Regions from separate parts of the Mus musculus genome. Here all the other regions are linked to region 2. Evidence: chromatin loops called from intact Hi-C (ENCODE). Cell type or tissue: heart. All regions are shown on one strand. Links, peaks and the distances in the headings refer to the core of each region. The heading gives the core; the rest is flanking DNA. Region 1 overlaps Myof (myoferlin). Region 2 overlaps Exoc6 (exocyst complex component 6). Region 3 has its middle 100 kb from the start of Gm52397.

The links. Peaks named below come from ENCODE experiments on the same cell type or tissue, not always from the same donor. Only the 100,000 strongest peaks of a DNase experiment are listed, where the experiment ranks them.
Region 1: a loop joins it to region 2, with 4 times the contacts of the local background. A loop is called at or near these places in 7 of 42 quality-filtered maps.
Region 3: it touches region 2 in a loop (14-fold over the local background); 7 of 42 quality-filtered maps call a loop at or near these places.

What each region holds. Positions count from the first base shown.
Region 1 is chr19:37,931,719-37,942,018 of GRCm38, forward strand. It overlaps Myof (myoferlin), which reads right to left. Exons shown (of 54, transcript NM_001302140.1): 30 at 8,127-8,300; 31 at 7,582-7,690; 32 at 6,146-6,223; 33 at 4,596-4,777; 34 at 4,343-4,501; 35 at 4,129-4,227; 36 at 3,042-3,203; 37 at 885-1,050. Among named protein-coding and RNA genes, the nearest start is that of Gm52397, 49 kb to the right of the region's middle. In heart, for the core only: a CTCF peak has its summit at 5,589 (motif pointing left); no DNase peak of the experiment used is centred there; H3K27me3 peaks cover 517 bases.
Region 2 is chr19:37,597,506-37,607,805 of GRCm38, forward strand. Exoc6 (exocyst complex component 6) reads left to right here. Exons shown (of 22, transcript NM_175353.2): 16 at 1,061-1,172; 17 at 2,054-2,188. Among named protein-coding and RNA genes, the nearest start is that of Exoc6, 52 kb to the left of the region's middle. In heart, for the core only: a CTCF peak has its summit at 5,095 (motif pointing right); no DNase peak of the experiment used is centred there; H3K4me3 peaks cover 343 bases; H3K27ac peaks cover 385 bases.
Region 3 is chr19:37,880,626-37,890,925 of GRCm38, forward strand. No RefSeq gene overlaps it. Among named protein-coding and RNA genes, the nearest start is that of Gm52397, 100 kb to the right of the region's middle. In heart, for the core only: a CTCF peak has its summit at 6,371 (motif pointing left); no DNase peak of the experiment used is centred there; H3K4me3 peaks cover 520 bases; H3K27me3 peaks cover 1,932 bases.

The sequences.
Region 1 (10,300 bases), core at 699-8,698, 330 kb after region 2:
GATTAGAGAGAGGAAGGGGAAGGGAGGGAAGGAGAGAGGGGAGGAGAAAGCAGGGATGACTCTCTTCAGCAGTCTGAAGTAGCTGTTGTGTGTCCAGCCCTTGCTCTCCCATGGCATGCGGAGGTAGGAGGCCTGTGCCCTGATCTTATATGCATTTTCCCAGATGGATGTAACTCTGGATTTTGGAGTAACAGCAATTGCTTGGGAACAGGCTCTGGAGTCACATGGTTTATCTCAGTTAAAGGCGGGTGCCAAGGTCCAGCCTGATGCAGGCAGGGGTGGGGTCACAGGGGCATTTTTTTTTTACATTGAAGACCCCAAGAGGTCCTAGGTCAGAACCCAGACAGAATCTTCACACCAAAGTATTTAGAGCAATGACCTACACACACTCATTTTCTTGTTGGGCTCTTGTTCTTAGAGGACAAGACTGTTCTGGTCCCTTGACCTCCCCAACATGTAGATCAGTGAATGACATTCTATGAGCGCTCAATAACCACTTGCTGGAGGCTGAGTGCCTCCATCCCTGTGGCTGATGTGGGAACAGCATCCCCTGAATTTTGAGGATCCTTCTTCAAAGGCAAATAGGAAAGGTCATGTAACAGGCATCAATGCCTCAAAGGTTATCCCATGTTTATGCAGGAGTAAGGCATGCCAGAGGGTGGACTCTTCAGCACTGGACTCTGCCCCTCAAAGTACCTCAAGAGTCCAGGCTGGCTGCACCACTGGCTATTAGCTGTTCCTTGGAGGAATTACCTAGTACTCTGTAAATAAGACCTTATTTTTTTCTGTGGCATCTAGAATATGGCTTGTGAAGATTCAGACAGATCAGGCATTTAAAAAAAAAAGCTAAATAGTGTAACATATAGACGTGCCTATAGACGTACCTTTTAGTTGTGGTACAATATCCTCCTTTCCTGCATATGGATCACACCGAAAGCGGTCCAGGTGGTCAATGGTGCATTGGCCAACCACAGGCTTCCGCCCAAACTGCCTGTGATCAATGACCTTGATCACCAGCGGAGGCATGTACAATTCTTCCTTGGGCAAGAACTAGGGATCAGAAAAACAGATGTCCTTTTTCGTTTCCAGATCTAACAGGAACAGCTTTGCCAGTCAGTTCCCCCCAGGAGACCAGCCCAGATTCTTTTTGCTCATTAAATCTAACCCAGAGGGACCTTCCTTGGGTATTTCAGGTACTGAGGTGCTTGGTAACCAGCTCAGAGCTTATAGCGTACTCTTTCAGCCTGGCTCTGGAAGATCAAATCCTACCTCTGCTGTCACAGAGAGCATGGCCTTAGGGAACTTTTCTAACCCTGTTTGCTGGGTCAATTTATCATTCATAGCAGAGTTGTGGAATCCATAGGTGAAGTGCTTAGGCTGCACTTGGCAAGCATAATGTGGAATGAGATCTTGTCACTGAGCCCATCTCCCTCCCACAACCTTCTTCCTGAGGGGGAATATCAAGGAACAAGATCGTTTTGGTCCCTTGACCTCCCCAACATTTAGACCAATTGATGACATTCTATGAGCGCTCAATAATCACTTGCTGGAGGCTGAGTGCCTCCATCCCTGTTGCTGATGTGGGAAAAGCATCCTTCTTCAAAGACAATAAGAAAGTTCATGTAGCAGGCAGAACTTTGGTCCTCTACTAGCCATGGCTTAAGTGGAATTGGGATTCCTTTGATGCTAGAAGTCCACAGCCAAAATGGGATGCTCATTTTGCCTTCAGTGCCCCTGGTATGTGGGGGCCTTGAAGACACTGCACTGACTGGAGAACATGGGCTGGCCTGGAAGCTTGACTGTGGTTTGGGTTAATGTCTGTTGCTGGCCTTGCACTAGAATAGAGGGTGGGGTGCTCCCTCAGTGCCTTCTCCCATGTCTGTTGGCCAAACCTAGGTTCTAAACTAGAAGTGGGAAGGGAAGGATGGGGGTGGGGGTGGGGGGGAAGGAGTGGGTGAGGATTGGCAGAGTTTCTTAGTGGTGACTAACTAGGGATTCTGCTTCTACATGTCCATGAGACTGTCCATCTGCAGAATCATGGAGTGGAAGGTCCCCAGTCCAAGCTCTGGCTACTCGCTTGCTGGGTCCTCCTGTACAAATTACTTAACCTCTTCATTGCCTCAAACATGAAGGAAGGAGTTGTAGCACTGGGCTGGAGTTGCAGATGAAACTAGACCATGGTCCCAAGCACAGAAGGGTACACACTTGCTCTGAGGCCAGGGAAGCCATTTCTCCTCTCTAGGCCTCAACTGCCTCAGATGCAAAATGAGAGGTTAAACCATGTGGCCCCGATGTTCAAGAGTAGTGTGTTGGGGATATGAAGGAAAATGAGCTGTGGAAAGGAAATGGAAAATTCTAGTCTTCCATCTTTATATGTCCTTATTGTAATCTTTTACATATCAATGCAAAGATGAATTTTTTTATTTATAAGAATTAAGGTTTGCTGGGTGGTGGGGGTACATGCCGTTAATCCTAGCACTCACTAGGCAGAGGCAAGCAGATCTCTGAATTTAAGGCCAGCCTGGTCTACAGAATGAGTTCCAGGACAACCAGGGATAAGCAAGAAAGTTAAGAATTGAATTTCTTTCAAAATGGACAAGTTGGGTGGTTTTCACAAGCTCTAGTTATAACAGGTGGAGGTGTGTGAGTCCCATCTGACACCTCACAATTCTGACAATAAACTTCAAAGGATCAAAGAAGGTTCCATAGTATGGACTCAGACACAGACTATTAGGGCCATGCCACATCACCCACACGGAAGTCCTCCACAGCTGTTCCTTCCTAGACATCCAGATCCTAGTGGAAAGTTCTGGTCCACGTGCATTCGCACTAGTTAACAATCTGGCCTTGAGGGGTTCACTAAGAGCCTATAACAGAGACCAAACACTTTCTGGAGAAACAAGCTCTGCTCATAGAGGGGCCATTTGGAGCTTTCAGTAACTAACTACAGATGACCTAAGGAGGGAGAAGTCTCCGGCACATTTACTATAAGGCTGGGTTTTCCCACTTGCGTGGGCTCGTGCAGAGTCTAGATACTGTACCACTTTCATGAAGAGAACAGAACTTGGGAAGTTGGGTGTCTTCTTAAGGCTTTTGATCACCACCGATTCTACTCTCTCTCCTCCGCATTCCACCACCAGGCTGGGTGATGTGACAGAAGCCATCTGGTAGTTTTTCATATTTCTTAAGCCCCAAGCTAGGATCTGGGGAAACAAGTTAAAGAGAAGGGAAGTAAACCTGACATATTACACACACACAGATGCACTCACACACATATGTGAGCACACACATACACACAGAGAGTCACATGCACGCACACACACACATACACACGTGCACACACATATATGGAAAAATCCAATCTCAATCACAGAACACAGTACAGTCTTTAAGATGGAGCGATGCACATTCGTCTAAAATACCAGTGCATATTCTCTTCAGGTGCCTGTGGAAATGCAGAGAAAGTGGTTTTGGCCCTTCCCTTTTGTCAGAACTGCTGTAAGTGCTGCCGAGTCAGTCAGCATCTCTAGATCTCACCTGCAAACAGGACTCATGTGATCCACTGGGGGTGGGGAGTGGGGGCAATCTGGAAGATCAAGTCTAAACCTCTTGCATGGTAAATGACCTGCAAGCATTCCAAACTGGTAGCAGCTGTTTGAAGCTCCCTGTGTCTGTTTTCGAACGCACAGCAAAACAGAGGCGCTAACAATGCTTCCCTTATCAGGACCCCGTCTATCTAGCTAAGAGGTTATCTCCACCAGCCTGGGTCTGCCCTAATTATCTCCCTGGTCGCCACTGTGGGCTGCTTCCCCCACCCCCACCCCCACCCCCGACCTCCTGCCTCCTTTGCAGACCTTCTCCTTGTTCACATGGCACTTTCTCTTGGGTTATCTTCTCTTTCTCTGGTGAATTCCCCCCAAAAGAAAGAAATCCCTGAGATCTGCTTCTTATTGCTTTGTTAAGATGTCTACTTTCTATGACTATTTATTTCCATTGGGGGAGGGTGTGAGCCGATTTTATAGGAAGTTAGAGACAGCAAGAAAGCATGCAGCACAATGCATGCCCTACACTAATGGTCCTTGACACACCCTTTGGCTTGGTCAAGTAAAACTCAGAGAGAATACATACCTCAATGGCAGTGAGCTGAACCACAGGCCTGATCCCCTGAGGGACCATGTATAAGTTTGGTGCTCTTTGAGAGGGGAGGATGGGAAGGTTGGAGCCATCCTGTGGAACAAACGCAGGCTGTCAACACTTCCCTTTCATTAAAGCAGAGAGTACCTGGAATGACTGAGGTGCTCTAAGCAGCTCGTGGAATCCATGAGCAAGAACAAAGCGATACCTTGTTCCTCAGAATCAACTCTGCTGTTACGAGGACATCCCCACAGGCCTTGTCTCCATTCATAACAGGATGCCAGAGAAGCTTAGGTGTGATGTCCGTTTCTGAGTTCAGTTTCACCAAGGGAGAGCAAATGCTTCGACCTAAAAATTCATCTTTGCCCTAGAGAAGGAAACCCACACTGAAACTCCTGGTCAAATAGCCCTGCAGACGACTGTCATGCCCCCAAGTCATCATAAACTGTCCTGTTACCTACCACTTGGTCATTGTCAAAAAGTTCTATGGTAACGTTGGGTGGGTTCTGTAGAACTGTTTGGGGTTCCCCAAAGATTTCAACCTCATCGAATATAATGGTTTGGTCCCAGGTGGGATTCAGGGTGGAGTGGATGATCTCAGTGGTTTTGCTTCGATGGAGGAAGGAGACATGGGCGTATGGATCTATGCACAGAAAAAGATATTAACAGTAGAGTCTCGGAGAAGTCGAGCTCCTATGACAGTGCGTTTCAACCAAAGACTTTTCATCTGGACATAGTGGTCATATGTTTTCACCACCCCTTTGAAGACAAGGAGTTCTGAAAGCGGGGCACCACAGAGGACAGTATCATGGTGAGAAGTGCCTAACCGAAGGCCCTGACATGTGCAAAGGATTGCTTCTCTGGAGTGCACTTATCCTCAGCAAGGTTCATTGGGCACACAGTCTTTCACATACATCATCTAGAATACAAGCTTCGCAACCAGACACATCTGGCCTGCTGTGCCCCCGTGACCTTGAAAGAAAAAGGTTTAACCTTTCTAAGCCTCCGTTCCTCCCTCTTTGCCACAAAAGTAATTTCTGTTTTCCTATTGAGTAGAAAATGGGATGACATGAACATGTGAACTGCCTAGAACAGAGCCTATTATCCATTTCATTGGTAAATACCGGTTATTTTTATATTTTTGTTTCTATGTTTTTGATAAACTGACAAATATAAGTTTATTTTATGCTTTTGTTTCTACTGTTATCTATACAGAAAGTTTTGTATTTGTATTTGTATTTGTATTTGTATTTGTATTTGTTGTATTTGCTGGGTTTCAAGAATATAGCAGTAACTAGGAAAGGTTTAGTTGTTCTCAGAATTTACAGCTTGCAACAGGACTAAAAGTTTTCTTTTGCCCCACTGATAAATCTTGTATCCAACTGGGATACAAACATCAGTGAAGATTTTTCTAAGAATTCTGATTGGATCTATAGTGAGACAGTGTCCCCTGGTGGATACTATTTGAAAATGTCCTAAAAAAAAAACATTTTGAAGTTTTGTTCTACAGAGTAGGATAATCTTGATCAAACTTTTAGACCAGATCTAGATAATCTGGTCTAATATTATTAGGAAAGGAAATAATTCACTAATACTGTGTAAAAGGAGTGCTTGGGATATGAATAAGAATTGACACAGTGCATGATATTATCAGACAAGTGTTTTAAGAGCTGTTTCCATAGAAGAACCAGGGAAGCTTGGAAGCCATGCACACACAAAGAGAGGTCAGAAGTTGTTCTTCAGGGCACTTTATTGCTCAACCTGTGATGATTAGTGTTTAAGGGCCTCGTGTATTCTGGGCACCTCTAGCACCCAGCAACAGTTCTTAAAGCAGTTGGGAATTCATCAAGTAATGACTGTGTGGTTCTCTTCAAGCATACCAGTAGAGTCTCTACATGGAAAGGGTTTTATTGTAAGAATTGAAAACAAAACAAGATACAAAACCCACTTGATGCTCGATCGACCCAAGCTAGCCTGCCATGTAAGAGGGTAGTAGGGATTTTCCCTTCACCTGAAAAGCTGTCTTTGTCCAAAGCCATGAGGTTCCTGGCTTGATAAATGTAGCAGCGCAGGTGGTAGATGTAGACTCCTGAAGGGAAGGTGATGAGAAACAGGATACTGTTAATAGGATTTTTCTCAGCTCTTTAGAGGTGACTCGTGTTGCAGATACATGGGTCAATCAACCCATTTCCCCGCAGCAGAAAGCACACATGTTCCCAACACAGTGGTTTCTTATAAAAGGACATTCACAGTAGTCCTTACATCCATGGCTTTGTTCTCCTATTTCATTTGCCCATAATCAATCTCAGGTCACAAACATTAAGTGAAATAGTCCAAAACTATATCATGCACAAGTTTCATATTGCAAGCCCTGCAGCGTGACGTCTCAAAGCACCCAGCTGCCTCGCTTGGGATGTTGATTGTGCCTTTGTCCAGTGTATCCGTGCTGTATAAGCTGCCTGCCTGGTAGTCACTCTGTAGTTTCTTATCTCAGTTAGCCAACTGACTGATGTAAGTAACATTGCAGTGCTTGTGTTAAGTAACTCTTATTTATTTAATAAAGACCCAAAACATAAGAGCAGTGGTTCTGGCTGGTTTACTGCAGTGCATTTTAATACCTTCCATATTTATACTTAGTTACTGTGCTTTATCTGTTATTGTGCCTAATTTATAAATTAAACTTCATCTCACACACACACACGTTTGACAATTTAAAAGTACGATTGGCGAGGGGGGGGTCTTAAAATGGATTTTAAACAGGTAAGAGTCAGGCGAGTGTGTATAATGGGGGTGTGCTCTAACCTACTATATTCCAAGTGTGGCGCTGCACACCTATAATCCCAGCAGGCAAGAAGTCAAGGCAGTCTGGATTACACATAGAAACTCTGCCTCCAAAGAGAAAATGAAACCAAATAAATAACTGCTAGAATAATCCCAACACCAGCATCAGAGGAACATTAGTCCCATTGTGACCTTCCTGGGTTTAGTGCACAGCTGCTCATCACAGACTTTCGGATGAGCCTGGATCTCAAGCAGTCACTGAGCAAGGTCTCAGTGCTATGTGAGATTTATGTCTGGGACAGTTATCTGCTAAGACTTTCTTTGACTTTTAAAAATGTTCAAACTCTTCTTGCTAATGCACATACTGACACACACAATATCACATGTATGTACACAGAACATACATTCATGCATACACAGATACACATACATATACACAGTTTGAGGGATAGTAGAGTATTATGACTGACTGCATAATGTAAGAACTGTGAATGCTTAAATATCTGGTAGTTTTTTAAAATGCATTTTATGAATCCTCTGCATGAAGTGAAGAAATAGAAAGTCACCTTCACCTGTGTAGATATATTATAACATTCGAAGATTTGAAGAGTTTTTCTAGAGATAAAAGTGGCAGACGCAGAGATCACAGCCATACTTAAAACTTACTGTCGAAATTACAGGAAACAATGGGCGTGTTTGCTCCAAACACAGTGGTGGCGCTGTGCTTCTGCTTCTCCGGGCCCTTCTCTTCTCCATCCTCTGTGGTGTCTGCCCCCTAAAGTAGGAGGAAGTTGTCATTGTCGGCGTCATCATCACCATCACCATTACCACCACCGCCACCACCACCACCACCATCATATCATCATCGTAATCAACCAAGCCATCTGTGTCTACAAAACTACTAGATGCTTCCTGAAACCAGGGTCCTGGCAGACATACTAGAAAAATACTGAGAGAAAGAGAGAGAGAGAGAGAGAGAGAGAGAGAGAGAGGTGTCTTCACTGTTGTTCTGAGGACCTCTCATGTGGTAGTGGTTTCTTCCTAAGATGGGAGTCACTGGCCACTCAGGCCGTACATCTTTCCCCCAACATCTTTGCAGCTGTGAGGCACTGGGGTTATAGGAGCCTCTCTGGGCTTGGCTGTGCTTTCTACCTAAGTCACACACTTCCTTTACACCATCACCAGTCACACTTTCGCTTCTGGTTACTTACAAGGGCACCTTCGAGTTTAAAGATGGCAGCGGCACCGTGTGTCTCAGAAGGGGCCATTTTCCTCCTCCAGCGCCTGCGGCGAAAGGTGTCTGAACTGCGCTGTTTCCAGTGGAATTTCCAGCCGATTAACGAAGCATATTCCCAGCCCTCCCGGTCTTCAAGTTCTTCCATGGCCTACAATAGAAGTACAGCATTTGATGATGAATAATAATCTCCCTCCTATTGATAAAGTAGACCAGTTGGCCAATGGACAAATACGTAGTCACAAAAATCCACTCTCTGTCAAGTACTGGATGAGAGGCCAGGGATACAGCAAAGACAGACAAGAGGGGCTCTCTGACTTGGCAGAGCTGAGGGACTGTAGGAATACAGAGAGGCACCAGGCGACTGAAGCAACCATCCAGACACAGGTTTGAGTGAGAATGGGTGGGTTTTTCTCGGATTGTTCGTGAGAACACATGAGTGTGACACTGTTTTTTTGAAAGAATTATCATCTGCATTTTACATATGGGTAAAACGGTAACACCCCTTAAGATTTAAATGTCCTGTTAATGCTAATACCTGCTGTGATTAGCAGTGACGTGCTAAATCAGAGTATATTGTTTCTGTGATAGCGAATCACCGAGTACAGTCCTTGTAAGTTAAACATGATTTCTATGCACATGCTCTGTTTTCAATGTTTTATTCTATTCCTCTAACACACCTATGCTCCTGTATCATGACAGAGATCATGTCCTCAAAGATGAGGTAACACTTAACAAAAAGATAGTTGTGGCTTTTGCCTCCATGTGTTTGACATTTGAGTGGCCAAAATTTTCTCACATTGCAACTTGTAAGTGTCTTACAAGCTGACCAGATGGAATAAATGGAAAACAATACTGACTACTATTGATTAATCTAGAAATAAGAGCTTCATGTAGGGTTGCTATTTGTGTATGCTCTTTAATTTTTTTCCACTTCAAATAAACATAAAGTACACATTTCACATGATCTTGTATCTTCCTTTGTGATAGTCTGGATAGTGACGATGACATATTTTGTGTGACTGAGAATAAAGCAGGTTAGAGAATATGATTCAAGCCTCTGCGGGGCTCATGGGTGGAACTGGGGTTTCCACCTGGTGGCCCCATGTTCTTCCAGAGCCATGTAGGTACTCATGTGGAAAGAGAAAGGAAAGCAAGTCTAGAAATGTCTCACCCAATCAGGATGAAGTAATGCAATGTTCAAGATTCATTGATTCTTCCACACCCTGTCCTGGTAACATGGTAGGGGGGACACCAAAATATGTAGCTCTATTTTTGTTCTCTGGAAGCTCATTACTGTGTAAAATGTAATTTCATAGCTCCTATGAGAGTTGAGCCTTTAGAGCAATAGGAAAAGTTCCTGTTTAGAATCAGTCTAACCTGTTACTTCCTGGAGATATGACCTAAGGCAAGTCTACTTCATGCCTATGAACTCCACCTGTGGAATGAGCAACGCTCAGACCTTACAGCTTATGCATGATGCATCTGTGTGCCATGTTCTACATGATGTATAAAACATATTGTTTATTATCGATTTCATATTATTAGTCCACTTAATCTACTACGCAGTTTAAAGCCTTGTAATGCCCTAATTAAATTAGGATATGGATAGTTTTATGTCAACTACATATAAGCTAGAGTCATTCGGGGGGAAAGGAACCTCAAAGGAAATAATGTCTTTACCCAGTTGGCCTATATGAGCAAGCCTCGAGGGTGTTTTCTTAATTAATGATTGATGTGGGAGGGCCCAGCTGACTGTGGATGGTGCCGATTCTGGGCAGGTAGTTCCGGGCTATAGGAAAGCAGGCTGAGCAAGCCACAAAGAGCAAGTTAGCAAGCAGCACTCCTCCATGGCCTCCACACCAGCTCCTGCCTCCAGGTTCCTGCCTTGAGTTCCTGCCCTGACTTACTTCACGGTAGACTGTGATCAGGACATGTAAGCTGGAATATTAACCCTTCCTCCCCAGGCTCTTTTTGGTCCTGGTTAGTTAAAGTCTCCCTCCCAGAGTTTGAATTCTGCATCTTGTTCCAGGTTCTGAGGTAACAGCATCTCTGTCCTATTCTGCTAGCACAATCTCCGAGTCTTTTCCTATCCCTTAGATGTCTCATCCTCTAGGCTGCCTCAACATCTCCTTGAGGGCTTGAGGGACA
Region 2 (10,300 bases), core at 672-8,671:
GCATGTATATCTTTGCATAGTGTATATGCCTGTTGCCTAAGAAGGCCAGAAGAGGGCATTGGGTCCCCTGGAACTAGAGTTACATGCAGTTGTGAGCCGCCATGTGGGTGCTGGGAATTGAACTTGAGTCTGCTGGAAGAGCATCCATTGATCTTGACCTGTTATTAAGACATTCAAAAGAAACTTTCAGAAGCAATGACCTTTCACCTAACTGTGTAGCACTCACTCCTGAAACATTAATGGCTGTAATATTGTGTACATTGGTAATACATACAATTTGAATGTTTTTACAAATACTTATGTCTAAGCTAAATGCTGATTCTTAAAATACAGAAATTCATACTCAACACACTGTTTGCATTTAGCATTTTGGAATTAGCCTTTATGTAAAGGCTGATAAAATTTTACCCTTGTTTAAGGCAGGAGTTCTAATGGGATAATTTTGGTTTTCTTGGCTGCTTACTATCCCCCTACAATTGGCGATGCTTAGAGACAGTTTTGGTTGTCACAGCTGTGGTAGGAGGTCTACTTGGAATTAGCAGGTAAGGACCAGAAATGCTGCAGAATGTAGCACTTAGCACTTGCCCTGGCCTATGTGTGGCCTCATAAGCCAGGCAGGCAACTTACCATGGGATACACACCAAGTCTCTTGTCTTATATTTTTAAAGTAACTTTTAGCTATGATTGTGTATTAAGTACTTTACAAAGTGACTGTTCTACAACGGGATTATAATAATGCTTTATACAAAGTATCTCATTTTTTAACTTGATTGATTTGATACCCTTAAACCATGTCATAAATGAACATTCTGCTTAAGTGATCCCTTTTAAGATGAAATTGAAGTTTGTAGCTTAATGAGTCACTGCCATTTATAAAGAATATATATATATATATATATACATATATATATACACACATATATATGTTTATATAGAGAGATATACTTTATATATGATATAAAAGATAGGACAGAAAAATGAGTAAGTTATATTACATTATTGGGAGTGTTAAGCAATTATACTCATGGAAGGCTTTATCAATGTGAACATTTGTTTTTAGCTCAACAGAAATAGATGACATGCTTAGGAAATCAACCAATCTGCTGCTGACCAGAATTCTGAGTAGCTGTTTACTGAACCTTATTAGAAAACCTCATATAGGTTTGACAGAGGTAAGAAGAAATAATAACCAAATGTTTTACTATGAAAGAATTGGGGCTGGAGAGATGGCTCAGAGGAAGAGCACACTCTGCCTTTGTATTGGACCTGGGTTAGCTTTCAGCACACACAAGGCAGCTCACAACCATCTGTAACTTCTGGCTTCTGTGGGCCCCAGGCACACTACACATGTCTTGCACAGACACACATGCAGACAAAACACCCATGCACATAAAAATTATAAATTGTTGTAATGTATTATCCTGTAGAGCTAGCTTTGCATTTAAAATTTATTAATGTAAAGTAGAGTTTCAAAGAACTGAGGGGGAGGAGCTGGAGAGATGGGCAGGGTGGTTAAGAGCACTCAGTGCTCTTGCGGAAGACCTGGGTTCACTTCCAGGCACCTAAATGACAGCTAACAATATCCGTAGCTCCAGATCCAGGTGACACCCTTTTCTGGCCTAATGCTCATGGTGTACAAACCTCATGCAAACAAGACATACATATAAAAATCTTAGAGAAGAAGAAACATGAGGGAAAAGTTTCCCTGGGGAATAGTAGACAGCTGGAGGTTTGAAGGGCGTAGACCTTAGACTTCACAGACAGTTGCGATCCTCATTTTGTACATGTTAAGTGTATGAGATCTACAGATTGCCATAGAAATTCATTTAGAAATAATTGGCTGTGGACTCATAAAATGTAAATATTTTTAAGACAACATAAATGTTCATAAGCAGTACTTAGGGCAGACCTTTGAAATCAGTTATATCCTGTCTTGCTGGAATTATACAGAACTAGTACAGAGGCAGGCTGGAAGTAATGACTTGAGTTTTTTAAAATCAGGTGGTCCTGCACAGGTGTGGCCTGTATTTACCGTGGCTTCCGTGTCTTTTAGCTGGTGCAAATTATCATAAACACAACACACCTGGAACAAGCTTGCAAATACCTAGAGGACTTTATAACTAACATTACAAATATTTCTCAAGAAACCGTTCACACCACAAGACTTTATGGACTTTCTACTTTTAAGGTATGTAAAATCTGACCAAAACTTGTCATTCAGTTATTGTAGGAAATTGAAGAAGTTAAAGATAATTTTTATTATATCCTAAACATTGAGCATCACAGGTAATCATTGCCTGTGATGACTGTCAGTTGTGAGTTCCTCTTGGCAATTTAAGGATTTTATTTAAAGTATTGCTTTTATGTAATATAGTTTGTTCATGTTTTGACAACAAATGGCAGTGCAGAATTAGGCTAACTGAATTTTCATTAATGTTTCCTGGTTTAATAATGGTACATGAATTTGTGTGCTTGGAAATTAAAAATGAAGTACAAGGTTTGCTTTCTGGTTCTGATCTGAAGAAAAATAAACGCAAGTCTTTCCTTTGTCTGGATGAGAGAGTTCTGTTTGAGGCCCTGGGGTATGCTGAGATCCATCACTTAAGGGGGTCTTGAGAAGACTACAAGACTAAGTAATTTCCCGTGTGTTTTATAACCCATTTTCTTACTCTATTAATCTTGAGCTGTAGATGGGACGTCGGCTGTGCTAGCTTGCTTTCGGTTGTTGTGATAGATCCCTGAGAACCAGCTGAAGTAGTAAAGGCTTATTTTGGGCTTATAGTTCCACAGTTCAACTCAAGGTTCATTGGCTTCATTGCTTTGGGCTTAAGATGAAGCCAAGCATCATGGTGGTGACCACATGATGGTGCAGAGTGGCTCACCCCATGGCAGCTCCAATGAAGTTCTGTGCTGCCAGCCTTCTTCCTCCTTCCGCTTTTGTCCCTCTGAGCCCCAGGTTGTTGAGGGTGCCATCCACTCTACACTCAGAGCAGTTCTTTCCCCACTGTTCCATTGGCTGTTTCATGCCAGATGACATCAGCACCTGAGCTCAGATCCCAGAACCCACAAGAAGCTGGGGGCAGCAGTGTGTGTCTAATCCCAGCATTCCTATAGAGGCAGAGACAGGTGACTGTCAGAAGCTCTTGGGCCAGCAGCTGTCCTCAGACAAGGGAGCGTCAGGCTCTGTTTTCCATGTCAGTGTAGGATCTCTGGGATTGCACATGTATGCTGTGGCACCCACTCTGCTGGATTCTGGGGACTTGAACTCAGGTCCCCATGCCTGGGATCAGTTAGAAGCAACATCCTAGAGTTTAAAATGCATGCCTTTGGTCCCAGCACTTGGGAGGCAGAGGCAGGCTGATCTCTGAGTTCAAGGCCAGCCTGGTCTGAGGAGCTAGTTCCAGGGCACCTAGGGCTATATAGGGAAACCCTGTCTCAAAAAAAACAAAACAAAACAAAAAAACAAAAAACCAACCAAACAAACAAAAAACAACAACAACAAACCAATAAATAAATAAATAAATAAAATTAAAAATAAAATACACGATTTCCAGATGATTTATTGCATTGTTCAAAATGTTTTAAGTATTTGAGGTCTGTCACCTTTTAATGATTACGTTATATATGCTAACTAAGGAAAGGAGCATAATCTTGTCGCTCTGACTGACCAGTAAAATGCATGACTTTGAAGTGGCTCCTCTCTCTCTGCCCATCCCCCTGTCACTTTCCTCATGACTGACATCGGGATGTGTTGTGCACTCTTCCTCTGTTTCCCTCTGTCTTGAGCATCAGTGGTGCCATCCGATAATCAACTGGATGCTGTATGCCCTGGAATTCCAGCTAGAAAGTTCAGAATCGGATCAAATGGTCTATGGCATATTGTTTCTTGAGTCAACATAAAAACTAGCAGTGGGGACACGTGCTGTGGCAATTTCAGCTTTACCCTTGCTTCACTCCTTTGTGCTAAACCAGTGGTTCTCAACCTGTGGGTCCTTTTGGGTTCATGTATCAGATATATTTAGCAGATATATTTAGCAGTAGTAAAACTACAGTTATGAAGTAGCAACACAATAGTTTTATGGTTGGGGGTCACCACAGTATGAGGAGCTGTATTTAAGGGTCATGGCATTAGAAAGGTAGAGAACCATTGTTCTCAATGATTATAATTAATGTAACCCTTTTTTTTTTTTTGGTCACTGAGTGTTCATAAAGTGTTTCAAATAAGATACTTGTGTTAGTGACCCGAGCAGAAGGGGGAAAAAAAAAAAGACAAGAAAAACAACTCAAGCTTTCTTAAACAGTAATGAGTCTGGGTGGGCTAACTGTACCTGTGGTCCTGACTGTGCTGGATGCTGAGGCAGGAGGATCATTTCAGCCCTGAAATTGAATAATTTAGGCAACAAATCAAGGCCCATTTCTAAAAAAGCGACAGGAAAACTAAAACGATGGGAAACATTTTTGCTCATTGTGACAGAAACGTCCAAGGATTGGGCAGACTTCAGCTGCCTGTGGGGGCGAGACAGTCCTCAAGGACCCAGAATCTCTTCCTCTGTTACCTGCGATCTGCACAAGTTTGGCTTCATCTCCACACTCTCCATGGTGACCAAGTGTCCATTCTAGACTCTCCCCTGCTACTAGAGTGGCCACCTGGCCACTGCTCCAAACACACACCCTGGCTGATCCAGATCCTCTGCGGGCAACGTGGGAATTACCAGTCAGCTTACCCTCAGGATCTATCCTTGGAGCTAGCTCTAGGGCAGCCCAGCCCAACCGGTAGCCGTGGTCGGAGCCAGGACTGTTGTCCAAAACATACTTGTGAGCTGAAGAAGGAACAATAGACAGTGCAGAGAGTCACAGCTGGTTACTAACAGTGTTTAGCTGTTACCGGTTAGCTTTTAATCAGAACGCATGTGCTTACAGTCCGGGAGGCGCAGGAACTGCGTTAAACCGTTCCTCGGGTCGTTCTGTTTCTTTGGTTGGTTGCAAAGCCCTGATAATGAATGGTAGGAGAGCTTTTTTTTTTTTTTTTTTTTACATAGAAGTAGAGATCAGTATGTTATGCTAGTTACGTTTCTGCCCCTAGAGGGCACTGTTTCTTTAACAAGCAAAGGAGGAACTTATTATTTTATAAGCTGAATCTTTACATTTTAATGAAGAGTATATAATAGTGTGTCATTTCATGCCGGGTCAGGGGCACATGTACTTCGCAGTTGTTTACTTGTCTGGATTATAAAATGCTGAGAGCCCCTGGTGCTTAGAGACGTCCGTTCAAATGTTGTCTTTCCTGTTCCTGTACTTCCCTACCCAGCAGTCAAGGAGTTTTTACTCAGAGCACGCAGCTTGCTATTACACTCTGCGGAAGGCGTTAACAAACATCTTCAAATATGCTTTTCCCTTCATTTAAAAGAAGTTGCGAGAAAAGTTTGTTTTAACTTATTGTAGGAGAAGCAGAGTTTCTCAGTGTCACCAAAGTTCTTGCTGGCAGCAGAGACAGAAGCGGTGAGCTGTTATACTCTGTGCTTCAGTTTTCCTTAGTTCCTGTCCCCAAATCGAAGTGAAATAAACAACTAGAGTGATCTTGGTCACCGCTTCTCTGAACACTAAGTCCAGAAAGCACACGCTGTTTGTATGTGAGACAGGGTCTCACTGTGTAGCCCTGGCAGCTTGCTGTGTGTGCCCTAATGCTGGCATCAAGGTGCGCATCCCTGTGCCCAGCCCAGAAACCACACTCCATTACTTCATTTGAGTAGGATGTAAGCGATTTATTTTCATGTATTTTCTGCCTTCAGATTAAAACTTATTTTTTTTTCTTCATAGCTTCAAAATGTCTAGGTATTTAGTTCTTTAACTTTTGGTGGATATTTTAATCATCTCATATTTAAAAATTTTCAAGATAATGTGAACTAATAACCTTCTTTGTTTTATTGTTATAAAACTACAAGTTTTTTTTTTAAAAAAGGGAAGCAGCATTAATTTTAAAACTGGATTTAAAGTAGACTCTTAAAAGAGTAGCATAGCTGGACAGTGGTGGCACACACCTTTAATCCCAGCACTCGGGAGGCAGAGGCAGGCGGATTTCTGAATTCGAGGCCAGCCTGGTCTACAGAGTGGTACCAGGATAGCCAGAGCTATACAGAGAAACCCTGTCTCAAAAAACAAAAAACAACAACAACAACAACAAAAAGGAATAGCATATATATATATATATATATATGCATATATATGTGTGTGTGTATACATATATATACACATATATGTATATATATACATACACATACATATATATACACATATATACACATTTTGTTTTTGTTTTTGTTTGTTTTTTTGTATGAGTACACTGTAGCTGGTTTTAGGCAAAGCAGAAGAGGGCATCGGATCCCATTACAGATGGCTGTGAGCCACCATGTAGTTGCTGGGAATTGAACTCAGGACCTCTGGAAGAACAGTCAGTGCTCTTAACTGCTGAGCCATCTCTCCAGCCCCAGAATAGCATTTTTTTTTTTAAATAAAAATTTTCGTTTGGAGGCGCCTCTTCGAACTGGGTTTGAAGCTTTTTCGGATGGCGTTACTGCTTAGTGGCAGATCACTGGTCTCTTCCAGTCAAGGATAAGAAAGGGAACTTGGCTGCACTTCTCCCTTTCCCTTCTCGCCTGCATCAGGGGCAGGTCCGGAAAGCAAGGGCCTCATGGGCAGGGGTGTGAGTGTGTGTAGAGGATGGAGTAGAAGGCAGGGATAAAGACTCCTGAGTTCCCGTGCTCCGTGATAGTGCGGGTGAGTGGCAGGCTAGTGAGGTCCTGAGCGCTAGCTCCAGGCTGTGCTCTGGCAGTGCTGGTCTCCGAGGTTCTCTGTGATGTGTTCATTTGCTGAGGTCCAATCTCAAGGTAATGAGACATGAAAGAAGGAACTGACGGTGAACACTGGGGCAGAATGCAAACTGATGAACATTTTTATGTTGCTCTGAAAAAGCGACTTCCACTTCGTATCGTTAAGGTGTGCTATGGTGTAGTTCTGTGAGTCACAAGCATATGACAGTCTGCCTCTCCCTGATATAGCAAGAAAAGTTAAAAAGGAGTGTGTATTACTGTTATGGCTAATACATAATAAACAAGGCTCCTCTGTCCAATTACTAATGCTCCATTCCAGAATGTTATTTTGTAATTGCTCAGTTGCAAATGATGTCAGTGAGTTAAATTGTGTAATTTAGAAAGCTTGATACAGTGATACATTAACTATCTTACACAGCATCATTAGCTACTGAGTGATCTTGCTCATCTTCAGGGATGGCACCTTTTAAAATGAAGACCAATTTCTTGGCAGTGCTCTCATGGAGCAGTAGAGGAAGTATGGCATCTCCTGAGCTTGGCAGAATTGTGCTTGCTTACAGTAAGAATCAAGGGCACAGTGGAGAGAGTGTAAGACTCTGACAGGACAGAAAAGCAGGGGCCTCCCACCTCATCTTAGGCAGCCTTGTGCTGCCGTTAAAAGGCCAGTTACCAGCACGGTGTGCAGGTGCAAGCCCCTAATCCCAGGAGGAAGAGCTTGAGATTGAGCCAGCCTGGAGCACAGAGTTGAGATGTGGACCCCCAAAAAGCAAGCGAGCAAGGGTGTGGGGGAACCTAGTTACACCACGAAGAAGCCAAGGCACGTGGAGAGCTCACCCACCTCACATGCCAGGGACTGAGTGAAAGATGTCCCAGCGCAGCTCTGACATTCTAGAGCAAGGTCATCCCTCTGTCCTCTGACCAAGTGCGCTGGGGACTTAGTAATATTCTCATGTTAAGCCACTGCGTTCTGAGGTACTGTGTTACTCTGTAGTGCTTCTCTGGGGCAGCAGCTGGTCTTTCAGTGCTTCTTCACTGGCCCCTGTTTCCATATCACCGGGAGCTCAAGGTCTGTGAAGCATGGTTCTGGCCCACAGGGGTCTCTTTTAACTGTACATGTGGTCTATACTAATTTGTTTATATTTACTCATTCCATGGCTTTTTTCTTTTTTAATTATTTTACTTATTTACATTCCAGCCATTGTCCCACCTCCCAGTCCCCCCAAATATAGTTCCTCATCCCATTCCTCCTCCCTCTTGCCTCCAAGAGTGTGTGTCCCCTCTTCTCCCCCTGCCTGAGGCCTCCCCATTCCCTGGGGCCTCAAGTTTCTCCAGGATTAGGCACACTTCTCCCACAGAAGCCAGATCAGGCAGTCCTTTGCTTTATATCTGCCAGGGGACCAGCCCATGTATGCTGCCTGGTTGGTGGCTCAGTCTCTGGGAGTTCCCAGGGGTCCAGGTTAGGTGAGACTGCTGTTCTTCCTATGGGGTTGCTTTCCCCTTCAGCTTCCTCAGTCCTTCTCCTAATTCAACCATAGGGGTCCCTGACTTCAGTCCAGGTTGGGTGTAAGTTGTCTCTGTCTGCCTTAGTTAGCTCCTGGTAGGGCCCCTCGGAGGACAGCCATGCTAGGCTCCTGTCTTTAAGCACATCATAGCAGCAATAATAGTGTCAGGTCTTGGTGCCCCTACTCCCATGAGACAGATCCCAAGTTGGGCCAGTTACTGGATCTCCTTTCCTTCAGTCTCTTCTCCATTTTTGTCCCTGCAGTTCTTTTAGACAGAAACAGTTCTGGGCCAGAAAGTTTGACTGGGGGTTAGTAACCCCATCCCTTCACTTGAGGCCCTGTCTATCTACTGGAGGTGGACTCATCCGAGTTCCCTGTCCCCACTGTTGGACTTTTGGCTAAGGTTTCTCACCTCCCAGGCCTCTGGGACTTTCTAGAGGGTCCCGCCCCACCTCCCACCTCTTTGGTTATTTCCTATGTGGCACTTTTGTATATGAACTGCATTACAGACCTCTCCAGTATACGGTTTTCCAACTGCTTGTCTATCGAGCACTGTGCTAGGTACTCTTCTAGGTGCACGGGGCAATGTCAGTGAGCAAGACAGATGAAAACTTTCTTCCTTAGTGAAGCTTTCACCTTGGTGGGTACTGTTCCGTTTGTGTTTTGAGCCATCGTCTCCCAACCTCTGTTCTTAAATCTTTCTGCCCCTTCTTCCCAGATGACCCTGAGCCTTGTGGGAGAGGGGTGTGAAAGAGATGCCTCTTTATTGCTGGAGACTCCCCAGACTCAGCTCTTACCTACGTTGTGAGCTTTTGCTAAGTGCTGTCTACTGCACAGAGAACCTTCTCAGAGGATGTCAGAGAGCCGCATGCATCTAGGCTTGCATCTTTGAACAGTTCATCTGCACTTGACCCTTATGGGTGCCTTTCTCCATTCCTGAGAACTGGCCACAGCTGTGAAAGCTGTGTTTGGCCTTTAAGTTGTCTTCTTATATTTTCAGGACGTGATATGTGGCCAGCTGTTGTTGAGTGGAGCGTTCTGCAGGTTTGTGCAGGTCTAGTTGCTGTACAGTGCTCATCACCGATTTCCTCCATCTGCTGCTGAGCCTTTCTAACGAGTCTTTCCCACCATGCTTAATACATTTTAGTAATTTGATTATTTATATTTTCTGCTTACTGAGGTATTTTCTTCATTTTTTTAAACCACATTTTTAAGGCTTCCTTTTGTTCTTTGGACACATTTTGAATAGTTTATTTGTTTTGTCTTGTAAGCCTAGTATCTGGGCTTCCTCAAAGATTCTTCTAATGATTACTTTTTCTTCTGGGGGAGGGGGAAGCATAGTTTTCTATCTGTTGCATGTTTTTGTTGATAAGCAGATATTTAAGATGATGTAATGTGCAACGTTAGAAATCAGTATCTCATTCATCCTGGGTTTGTTCTTCTTCCCATTGCTACTTTATTGCTTTCATTTTTTTTTTCTGGACTGGATTTGTAAGTCTGTTTTCTTTGTATGGCCATTGGAGACTACTTGCTTAGCTTAATAGTCAGCTAACTATTAGACACAGATTTCCCAGTAAGCCTAGACTGCTTAAACGCCTGTCTTTTGCAAGAGATTCTGTCTGTATGCTGTGGCCTGCCTTAGATATGGAGACAGATCTGCTTTAGCTTTCATTTCCTGCTTCAAGGTTAGTCATAGGTAAGAGCTTCGACCCTCTGAGCCTTTTCTGATCATGCACACTGGCCAAGACATACAGATAGCCTTCCAGTTTCCCAAGAGTATGTCAGAGGTTTCTCCTGGTGTGCTTGTGTTTGATTGTTTTTGTTGTGTTTTCTTCAGACAGGATCTCACTATGTATCCTTGGCCGACCTGGAACTCACTGTATAGACCAGGCTGCCATCGAACTCACAGAGATCTGCCTCTTGAGTACTGGAATTAAAAATGTGGGCCACCGAACCCAGCATAAATTAGAG
Region 3 (10,300 bases), core at 1,420-9,419, 280 kb after region 2:
TCTCCAGGGCTTGGGTACCCTCACTTGTAAGGAAGGGAGCTGGGCTCAGAGGTTAAAATCAGGTGCTGTTCTTTTAGAGGACCAGAGTTTGGTTCTCAGCCTCCCAGTCAGGTGGCTCACAACTGCCTCTGTGGATACCTGCACGTGCACGCTCTCAAGCACACACACACAAATGTGCACACATATGAGCTTATCCCCGAGGGATCCTCTTCATCTTCCCCTGAAGCTACCTAGCCAGGAGCTCTGAGGTGGTCCCTCTGTGGGGACTTTTCAGGGATAGCTTTGCCCTCATTGCATTTTCATGAGAAAGACCCTGGGTCAGCTCAGTGTCTCTGCTCCCAGCTGTGCAAACAAATACCTAGGTCAACCTTAATTGGAGCCCTCTGTGAGTCACTTTCAGGGACTGTGCCCAAACTCTCCCTAAGGGGCACCCCAGCCGGATGGTCAACAGCTTCTGCATCCACTGTCCGGCAGGTACCAAGCCTGCCTCTGGGTGGGCCCATGGGCAGTTTAGCAAGATGAATGAATGGCTTAAGATCACTTGGACCTCCAAGTGCAATTTGTGTTTGAGGGTTGCTGGTTTGAGATTTTTGTTTGTTTGTTTGTTTTTTATTCAAAAGTCCCAAATAAAAGAATCTTCGAGGTTTATGTTTTTTTCAGGGAGAAGACACAGACTGAATTCAATGCGATGCTGCTCTTTAGTAGACATGGGAGAAGATGCCTTGAGAGAGAGAGAGAGAGAGAGAGAGAGAGAGAGAGAGAGAGAGAGAGAGTATTTCTCAGAGAAATTAAGAATGTTGGCTGGCCAGCTGGCCAGGTCACCAGTTCAACCTCCTACCCAGAGTGGAATCTCTTCCATGCTTTCCTGCGGGCCACCATTGCACCCCACCGTGTTGATGGCTGGGTGACAGGCTCACACTCCCGGCTAATTCCAGCAGAGACACATTTACGGTTTAGTCTAATTGTTTCTCTAATTGAAAGCCAAGCAGATAAGCACTGAGCTCTTTCCCATGCAAAAGAAGCTTTAACCAGAAGAAACAGACCAAAGGCAAAAGAAAGCAAGGGCTGGCCCAAGCTGGCTTTGGCGACTTGCATCATAATGCATTTGAGTTAATTTGACTGGTGGGAGTGCTTAGTTACCCAAACACTTTAATAGGATTGAGGTTGGCTACTCTTGAGCCTTGCTCGGATAAGAATGGACTAGCTAAGCCCTCTTTTCTTTAAGCAAACAGCTCCCACACTTGTACAGGCCAAAATAATTAAGTAATTAGCAAAGGCATTTGTCAAAATGCCCGGTGGGGCTGACCAAAATGACAGCTTTGAGAAGACTGAAGAGCTTGCAAATGGTATTTTCTTGGAGCCCCGAGTTGGGGGTCAGGCTTGGAGTTCGTGAGTGAGTGCCTGCCTGGGACTCTGGGGTCCCAGCACAACCTTTGGGGTTCAAGTTCACTTCCCCGTGGCAAAAGCCAAGCTCCTATTTCTAAGGAGGCCTTCTTGAAAGGCCTTTGGAACATCAAAGGACCCTCACTCTGCAGAGACTAAGTAAAAAATAAGGGAGTCATTTTCCTTTTCAAAGGATTGAAACCGTTAGGCAGCCAAGTCCAGGGTGGAAAAAAAAACATTTGTGGTTTTCTGAAATTAAACTACAGGAAATGACTGAAAGTTACAAAGCAGTCCTGCAACACTTATTTCATACCTACTGTGTGCACAGAAAGCTCCTACATTTTCTGGGGGTACATAAGGGTCTGTACAACAAAGAGGCTTGCTTGTGTGTCAAGAGAAATTCAGGATTGGAGAGAAAAGACAATGGTGCTGTGCACATGGTGTCTTCAGAGCTCACAACAACCTACTGTGTGGAGGTTTCACAGCCATCATTAGGGCCCCAGTCCAAGGACAGATCAACAGGGATGAAAAAAAAAAAAAAAAAAACAACCCAGACTGGGTAAAACTCATAAGACACCAGAGCTTTGGCTGTGAAGAGCCAGAGATTAGGGAAAACTCTCTTTTTGTGCTTGAATTTGATGAAGAATGGGCAGCCATATTGACATGTGGTTGGGCAAAGTATATATGACCTGCTGAGCAGATCTGTGGGTGTGTAATCTTAGCACTCAAGGGAAGTCAGGAGGTGAATTTTTGCTAGCCTGGGCTATAATAGGAAGACCTTGTCCAAGAGAGGGGAGGAGGGAAGGAAGGGGAGAAAGAAGGAAGGGATGGGGAGGGAGGAGGAAGAGAGGGAGGAAGGACATGATGTAAGGGAACAGAGCACATGGAAGGGGAAACCCAGCAAGGCCGGCCTTTCCCATTCTCCTTGGTCCCTCTGGAGGCCATTTCTTCTACCTTGTTTAGGTAACTAGGAAGAGAAGGCCACTAGATTTCTGGGAAGTCAGGACTTAAAGTATACTTTTAACCCTAGGACTCAGCAGGCTAAGGCAGTAGGATTGCCTGAAACCTGAGGCTAAACTTGGGCTATACAGTGAATTTGAGGCTAGTCTGGGCTGCATAGTGAGACCTTGTCTTAAAAGAAACCCAAGCCAACCTGGGTATGGTAGTACACACCTTTAGTCCCAGCACTAGGAGGCAGAGACAGGAGGATCTCCGTGAGTTTGAGGCCAGGCTGGCCTACATAGAAAGTCTCAGGCTAGCTAGGGCTATATGATGAGACCTTGTCTCAAAAAAGAAACGGAGGGGAGGAAATAGGAAGGGCAGGACTGATGAGATGGCTCAGTAGTTGAGAGCACTTGGCTGCTCTTCGGGAAGATGCAGGTTTCATTCCCAGCACCCACACGGAGACTCTCAACCATCTGCTGTAACTCTAGTTCCAGGGGATCCAACACCCTCTGGAGCTCAGGTTGGTTAGGTTGAGAAGAACAACTGGAGGTCATAATACATGTGATAAGCCGGTGGGTCAGGACTAGGGTGATAGAGAGTTACGGGCTTGGTGTTCTAAGTCTTGGAGGTAGAGTTACTTCATAGGACGTGAGTGGTGTCTGGGCTGGGGGGGGGGATTAAAAATTACAGAAACTTAGAGGGCCAGAGGTCAAGGGGCCAGGGGATATCGATATTAGTTAGGTTCTGAAGTTTTCTAGAAGCAAAGGCATGGAAGGTGACGAGGGCTTCAGATGGAAGAGCTGTGTAGGACAGAGAGGAAGCCTTTACAAATGGCTCATTTTAGGGGAGGTTGAGAAACACTGGAGTGTTGATAGTTGGTGTTATCTACTGAATGCTCATGTCCCCCAAAATCTACAGGGGAAACCCAACCCCTGACACAAGGGTATCTGCAAGTAAGGCCCGAGGGGGAGGGGCTCTTCCCCTCATGAATGCGGTTAGTGCCCCATAGTAGGAAAATGCAGCCTTTGAACCAGGAAGCTGATTTGTAAGGGTGCTTACTCAGAAGTCACGTTTGCAGAAAGACTCTGACCCCCCCCCCCCCAGTGAGGCCCACAAGGTAACAGAAAGCAGGATGAAGTCAAACCAGCTTTGCCTTCATTTCCATCTGACTCCTCTGCCCTGGGTCACCTCTGCCCTGCTTACCTCTGCACATCCGCACGCTAATCACTCACAGAGCATCTATCTAGGAACCGGTGATACCTAGCCTATCTGAGCTCCCCTCCAGGTTGAAAGCTCAAAGATAAGAGTAACAGAGGAATCTTACAATGTCCTGTTCCAGACCTCAAAAAGGTGCCTGAAGGTCTCCAGTCCAAATCCTAACCCTGCAATCCCCTTAGATTCCAGAAACAGCAGAGGCTTGCAGGACACACTGCCCCGGATGAGGGTGATTATCTTTGAAAGCAAGGCTGGGCTTTGGAGCAGGTCTAATCATCTCCCAAAGAAGGACAGGGATCTGTCAATCAATGAGGGCTGCCTCAGACCACCTTGCAGGAGCAGAGATGCCAGTGACCCACCAGACCACACTCTGACCAGGGCTGCTTAATTTCCCATGTTATTTGACCCTCACCAGGATTGTACCATTTAAACCTCAATCTCATGTTGATATCCAAAAGATAGGTGTGGGGTCACTGTACCCTCTATCTGTTTCTTGTCTGTTTCTCTCTGATACATTGATCAAGTCTCCTTTCTCTGCTTTTTGACATCTCCAATCCCTTTAATTGATAGATGGGAATTGGAACAGAACAGAGCTGAGTCCTTGGGACTCCTGAAGTTTTGCTCAAACACTCTATCAACAAACTCTCACCAGACACAGAGAAACACTCCCTCCCCACAACTTGGGATTTCCCAGCTCCCAGAACTGTGAGATACAAATTTCTGTTGCTTATAAGCTGCTCAATTTTGAGTATTTTGTTCATTAACCCTGAAAGGCTCAAAAGTGCCGTTCCGCTTGGTTTCTACGGATGGCTTTCAATTTGTGAGCCCCTGGAGAAATCCTGGATTCTTATCTCTAAATCTTGTTCTCCTTATCTACAAAGCTCTCACTGTGTGCATGGGAAAAGGGGAGGGGCAAAGATTGTAAAAACCTGAACCCCACCCCTACCCTCCACTCCAGTGTGAAGTACATGGATCATGAACTGTAGCTCTGAGAGGTGTCTCAGCTGAAAGACATCTCAGGTCATCTGACCTGATAGACTAGGAAAAGGAGACTCAGACAGGTCACAGGTTAAGACAGATGATGGAGTCCCAGTGCTGGTCGTGAAGTGTGGGACTCTGATCAAAGCGACCTGTGTGCAGAAGTGCAGGATTGATTCCAGAACCTTAGAGGTCCCCAGTCAGGCTGGCATTGGGCACAGAATGGTGTGTGCATGCGTGCATGCATGAGTGCATGTGTGCATGTATGTGTGCGTTAGAATTTTTAGGGAGGTGATTGGCCAGCTAAGCATGCTGGCTGCCTGTGAAGACACTGACCATTCATTTGCAGTTCATCTGAACACTAGGGACTGGCTTCCCTCCCTGGAGCATGGCAATCGCAGAGCCAATGTGGTTTCCAGCCTCTAAGCTCAGAGTTAAGTCTGTGTGAGGACAAGTTTCACTATTCACCTCTGTAATTGGTGCCTGTATGGGGCCCAGGGGAAGCCAGGAGGTTGACAAATGAGGTTCGAACCCCACTCTTTTCTTTTGCTCCAAAGATCCCTCATCTATGCTGACTGTAGTGTCTCTTTCACCAAAGATGCTGTGTCTACATCAGCACCAGTCTGTCCAACACTTTCATCACAGGCCAGGTATGACAGTGTACACAGACTCACCTCTCTATAGAGCCTTTGAGTGCCCTCCCCAACTCTACGAGAACGTCTAGGGACTAAGAGGGACTGAGAAGATGCACTTCCCTCTGTACCCCACTAGCGCCCATCTGGTTGGGCATTTCAGAGGGAAGACAGCCATTCTTTGCAGCTCCAAGGTGCATCCAACTTCAGGTGTGGTGGCCCTGGGGACGGGAGACAGGTCACGGCTTGCCCTAGTGTTTTGGGTGCTCACTGCCAGCAGGAGAAACCTTCTGCGTGGAAATTACTTTAATTTGCAGTTGACAAAAGGCAAATTGCTGACATTTTTCTGCTAGGAGCCTGGAATGTAACCTTGCACTACTGCCCCAGACATTCCAGGTGGCAACTTCCATTAGCCGGCCCAGATTTTTAACTTCAAACAGGCTATAGAAAAAAGAAAGAAAGAAAGAAAGAAAGAAAGAGAGAGAGAGAGAGAGAGAGAGGGAGGGAGGGAGGGAGGGAGGGAGGGAGGGAGGGAGGGAGGGAGGGAGGGAGGGAGAGAGAGAGAGAGAGAGAGAGAGAGAGAGAGAGAGAGAGAGAGAGAGAGAGAAAGAAAGAAAGAAAGAAAGAAAGAAAGAAAGAAAGAAAGAAAGAAAGAAAGAAGAACTTAAGTCGTTTTACAGGTGGGCAAACCCACAGTCTTGATTTAACTCCACGAGTTCTCTCCCTTTGAACTCTACTGTTCTGGGCAGCTTAGAGAGCAGAGTCCTTGTGGGCATCCCATCCTGGGGTAGGGTTCTAGCCTTCATTGTGCTCCGCAGCAGTTGCAGTCTGCAGGACGGTGATTTTTAACTGGATGGAAGACCCTTCTGGTTTGGTAGACTGTGTGTAAACTGACTGCGAGGCCACGGAAACAGAGACCTGCTGCACCTCTCTGCAGGAAGCGTAGGATTCAGCAGGATCCCAGGTTCCTTCACGAGTGAATACTTGAATGAATGGGTGGTTTCCCGTTTTTTCTCAAGACCGGAGCATTTTTGTCTGTCTAGTCGTAAACTTCCAGAGCATTCCAGAAGAAAGGGCATCCTTTAGATGCGGTGGTGCTGGTCACCTTCCACTTAAAATATGTCCCAGAGATGCCTGTCTTGGGTGGGGTTCCGGGGAATGCAGACTGAATGGAATGCCTTTTGTGCCAACTGGGAACCTGAGGATGCTGCTGCCATCTTGTGGACAGTATTTGAAATACACGTCTATGTCTTCCCAAGATTCTGGCCCGTTCTACAATGGAATATTTTCCTTTGGAAAGCATTAGGCTGTGTTTCCAGAGCCACCCTTAACTGATTTCTGTTCTCCTGCGGAAGTAACAAAAATGATCGCGATATCAATAAATATATTTATTGGGTTTAAAAAAGTTTAATAAGACCAAGATCTGACGCCCAACTCTCTGCTTTGCCCTAACTCTTGGCCGTTTATGCTACACTTTACCTTGCTGCGTCTTTTTCTTCTTCCGCTGGTGTGGCAGTGCATTTGTACCCAGGATCACATTGTGTCTCAGCTATCTGCTTCCCCAATGGCAGGGACCTGAGAACTGATCAAAGTGTTGGGGGTACAGATTTTTAAAATTAAATCATTCGTTTATGTTTCGGGGTGCGGTGTGAAACTAGGACTTCACACTTGTCAAGGACACACACATTCAACAATTGGGCAACATCCTTGACCTCTGACTACAGAGATTTTTTTTTGACCCCTGTGCACCCATTATGTATTACATTTGGTTTGGAAACACTGTGTGTGTGTGTGTGTGTGTGTGTGTGTGTGTGTGTGTGTGTGTGTGTGTACAAATCCACAGGAGAGGTATGCAGTATGTTCCTGGAGTATATTCTTTGTTTTTTGTTTTGTTTCATTTTGAGACAGGGTCTCACTGTATAGCCCTGTCTGGTCTGGAAATTGTAACGTAGACCAGGTTGGTCTCAAACTCACAAAGATCCGCTGCCTTGCCTCGAATTGGGTTAAAGGCATAGACCACCACATTTAGTTCTTCCGAAATATATTCTAATTGAAGATTGATGTAGATTTTTAATGGGGTGCTTAGCAACCCCATTAGTTACTTGTAAGTTCATTTTTACATGGATCAGTGTCCCCAGGACTGCCCAGGTGAGCTGTAACCATTATTTAAACGGTTGCTTTGTTATTTTTAATTACATGTACACGTCTCTGTGTGGGTCTAGGCACTCTGCTGGTGCCCAAGATCCCAGAGATATCAGATGTTCCTGCAGCTGGAGTCACACGTGGTCATGAGTCAGATAATGTGGGGGCTGGGAACGCAACTCAGGTCCTCTGGAAGAATAATACGTGTGCTTAACCACTGAGCCATCTCTCCAGTCTGAGCTGTTACGGTTATTAAATTCATATCTGCACCCCATTTTGGAGCTCTTGACACAGGGTTGCTCTTGCGGGAAGCCATTTGAATGCACCTGGAGGTGGGAGGGTGGAACAGCAGCCCACAGATGTGGGCACTCAACCAGTCGTACATATACCACAGTCTGTATTTTGAGCTGAACCACCCAAGTGCAGCCTCTAGGTTTAAAGAAGACTTTTGAGCAGTTTTTTTTTCTTCATTGTACTAAATGGAGTCCAAAGGTTCACTTTTTAAAAGCCTTTGTGGTAGAATACAAAACTTAGAATACATTTATAAAAAAAAGACATTGAAACGCTTTAGACCTGCAGGTCCATCCTTTGTGGGTATAAATGTGTCCCTATGTATTAGTGCATTTGAAGGGACCACTTCCTACGCGACCATTTTCCAAGTGCTGTCTCTAGTGAGACCAGTGTCTGTACAGAGGAGGCTGGGGCCTCTCTGAGGCCAGCCCCAGATCACATCCCAATCTGTATACAAGCCTCATGGGGACTTCTGCAACCCCCAGCCACTTGACCTTGAGGCTAGACCTTCCTGGAGAGTGTGGCTTCGTTCTCTGCCGTACCCTCCTCACCCTTTAAAGGCCTGATGGAAATGAACGTTACCTTGGGAAGAATGTAGAAGATAGGCTTTTCATCAGAGGAACACACCGCAGGCGGATCAGCAAAACCCTTTGAGGAATTATTTGCTAGGATTATGCTTCTTGTTAATAAGAAGCCCTTCTGTCCTGTACCAGTAATAAACATACCAGCCAGCCTTGAACTCAGCAACTATAGGAACCATATTGAAATTTTGAGAAAAAATTTTATTTTAGTGTGTACATTGATGGGGGTGGTGGTGGAGGTAATGCCGGCCTGTGTGCCCCCACGTGGAGGACAGAGTTGGACATCAGGTGTCTCTGCATCCCATCACTCTCTATTTTAGATTTTGAGACCACTTCTCTCACTAGATGTTATAAGTCACTTTAAAGACTTAAATCTGAAGGATTGCATCAGACTGTACCCACCGACAGCCACTTCTCCCCTCTTGTCTATTTTACTGTTGATTCTGTCCTGCCCTTTTCCTCTGTGCAAGCTAAGCAAAAGAAAGCCCTCCCCCCCTATAAAAGGAGTGTGCAATTTAATTTTTATTTTAAAATAAAATGTGTTGTTTTAATAATTGGTGAGACAATGAGACGAGTGTGCAAATCTTAGTATCGTGGCTAGAGATACTTTCAGGGCATTTAAAGGACACTGAAGTGTTCTCTATGGGGGGTTGTTGAGGAATCACATTTTTTTTTAAGTGAAAGAAGGCTACATGCTTCTTTCTGAAAGATGTTAAAGGATTTCTTTGCTTGTCCAGATGAAGAAGGGAGACTCCAGATGCCACGGAAGACCCTCAAAGCAGACCTGTGGGTTTCTCTGCTTTCTAAGATGCATCTTATATCGCTGAGGTCCAGAAATCAGGATGCGGGGAAGGAAGGACTCTCGGGGATGGAGGAGGCTAAGGGGAGAGCACTGGGTCTGGTTGGAGGGTTCCTGACTCTGCTGGGAGCTCTGTGCTCACAATTCCCAGGAAGCGACTGACTGGCAGCTTGTCTTTAGGGTTTTCCATGTGTCCCTGCCCATTGGCTTGGGCGTTTCCCTTCTGGAGATTTGATATCTTAAAGAATGGATGAGAATGTCATTCACCCATTCAACAACGGCTGCTCCTTCTCAGATATAAATTTGGGTGAACCAATCAAACATCCTCTCTGCTTTTGTGATATTGATAATTTTAGAGATCCAAAACCCTCAAAGGTATGCAGGGATCTTTGGCCATGGAGGTTTAAGGAAGGACTGTAAATAGCAAAGAATTGGAAATCAAGTATGTCTAACAATAGAGAAAGTAGTTAACTTAGAGCAGACCAGTATGAAAGAATTATTATCATCATCATCATCATTATTATTTTTATTTTGGAGTGCTAGGGATCAATAAGGTGGACTATTAAGCTACTATTCCCCATGCTGTGAAAAAACGCTTATGAAATTCAATGATTTCAAGAGGATGAAGAAAAGCAAGATATAAAACTAAAGTATTATAAAAGCGAATCCTGTAAAGTCCTGGCATAGGACTCCAATTTTATGTCTTGAAAAGCAGAATAACAGAACAGAAGGAAGTACTATAAAATATTCATGTGATTACCTTATACTAATGTCATGGATGTCTTAATTTTGTTAAACTATTTTTCTTATGTCTTTTTGGTGTGTCATTTCAAGTTTCTGCAATTACATCAATTTTAAAAAATTATTTTATTTTAAATTATGGTGTGTGTGTTGTGTGTGTAGTGTGTGTGTGTACGTGGATGTGTGGGTGTGCATACCTGTGTGTGGGTGTGTACCAGAGTATGGGTATCTAGAGGTTGGAAGAGGCTATTGGATTTTCTGGTGCTGGAGGTACAAGTGATCGTAAGCTGCTCAACGTGAGAGCTAGGATCAGAGCTTCGGTCCTCCCTAAGAACAGTAAATGATTCTAAGCTGTAAATCATCAGCGTGGCCCCATTTTAAAATGGTCATTTAAAAAGTAAAACTTATAGGAACTGTTTTCAGCCTTCCACAGTGTGGTATGGAAAGCATGATGGCTTGGTTTACACAGCTGCAACATGCCTTCCAGGATTTCCCTGCAGGAGTGACCGAGCGCACAACAGAGCTTCACATTGCTCACTGGCTCAGCCATTGCATGCTGTCTCAGGGTTTTACTGCTATGAACAGACACCATG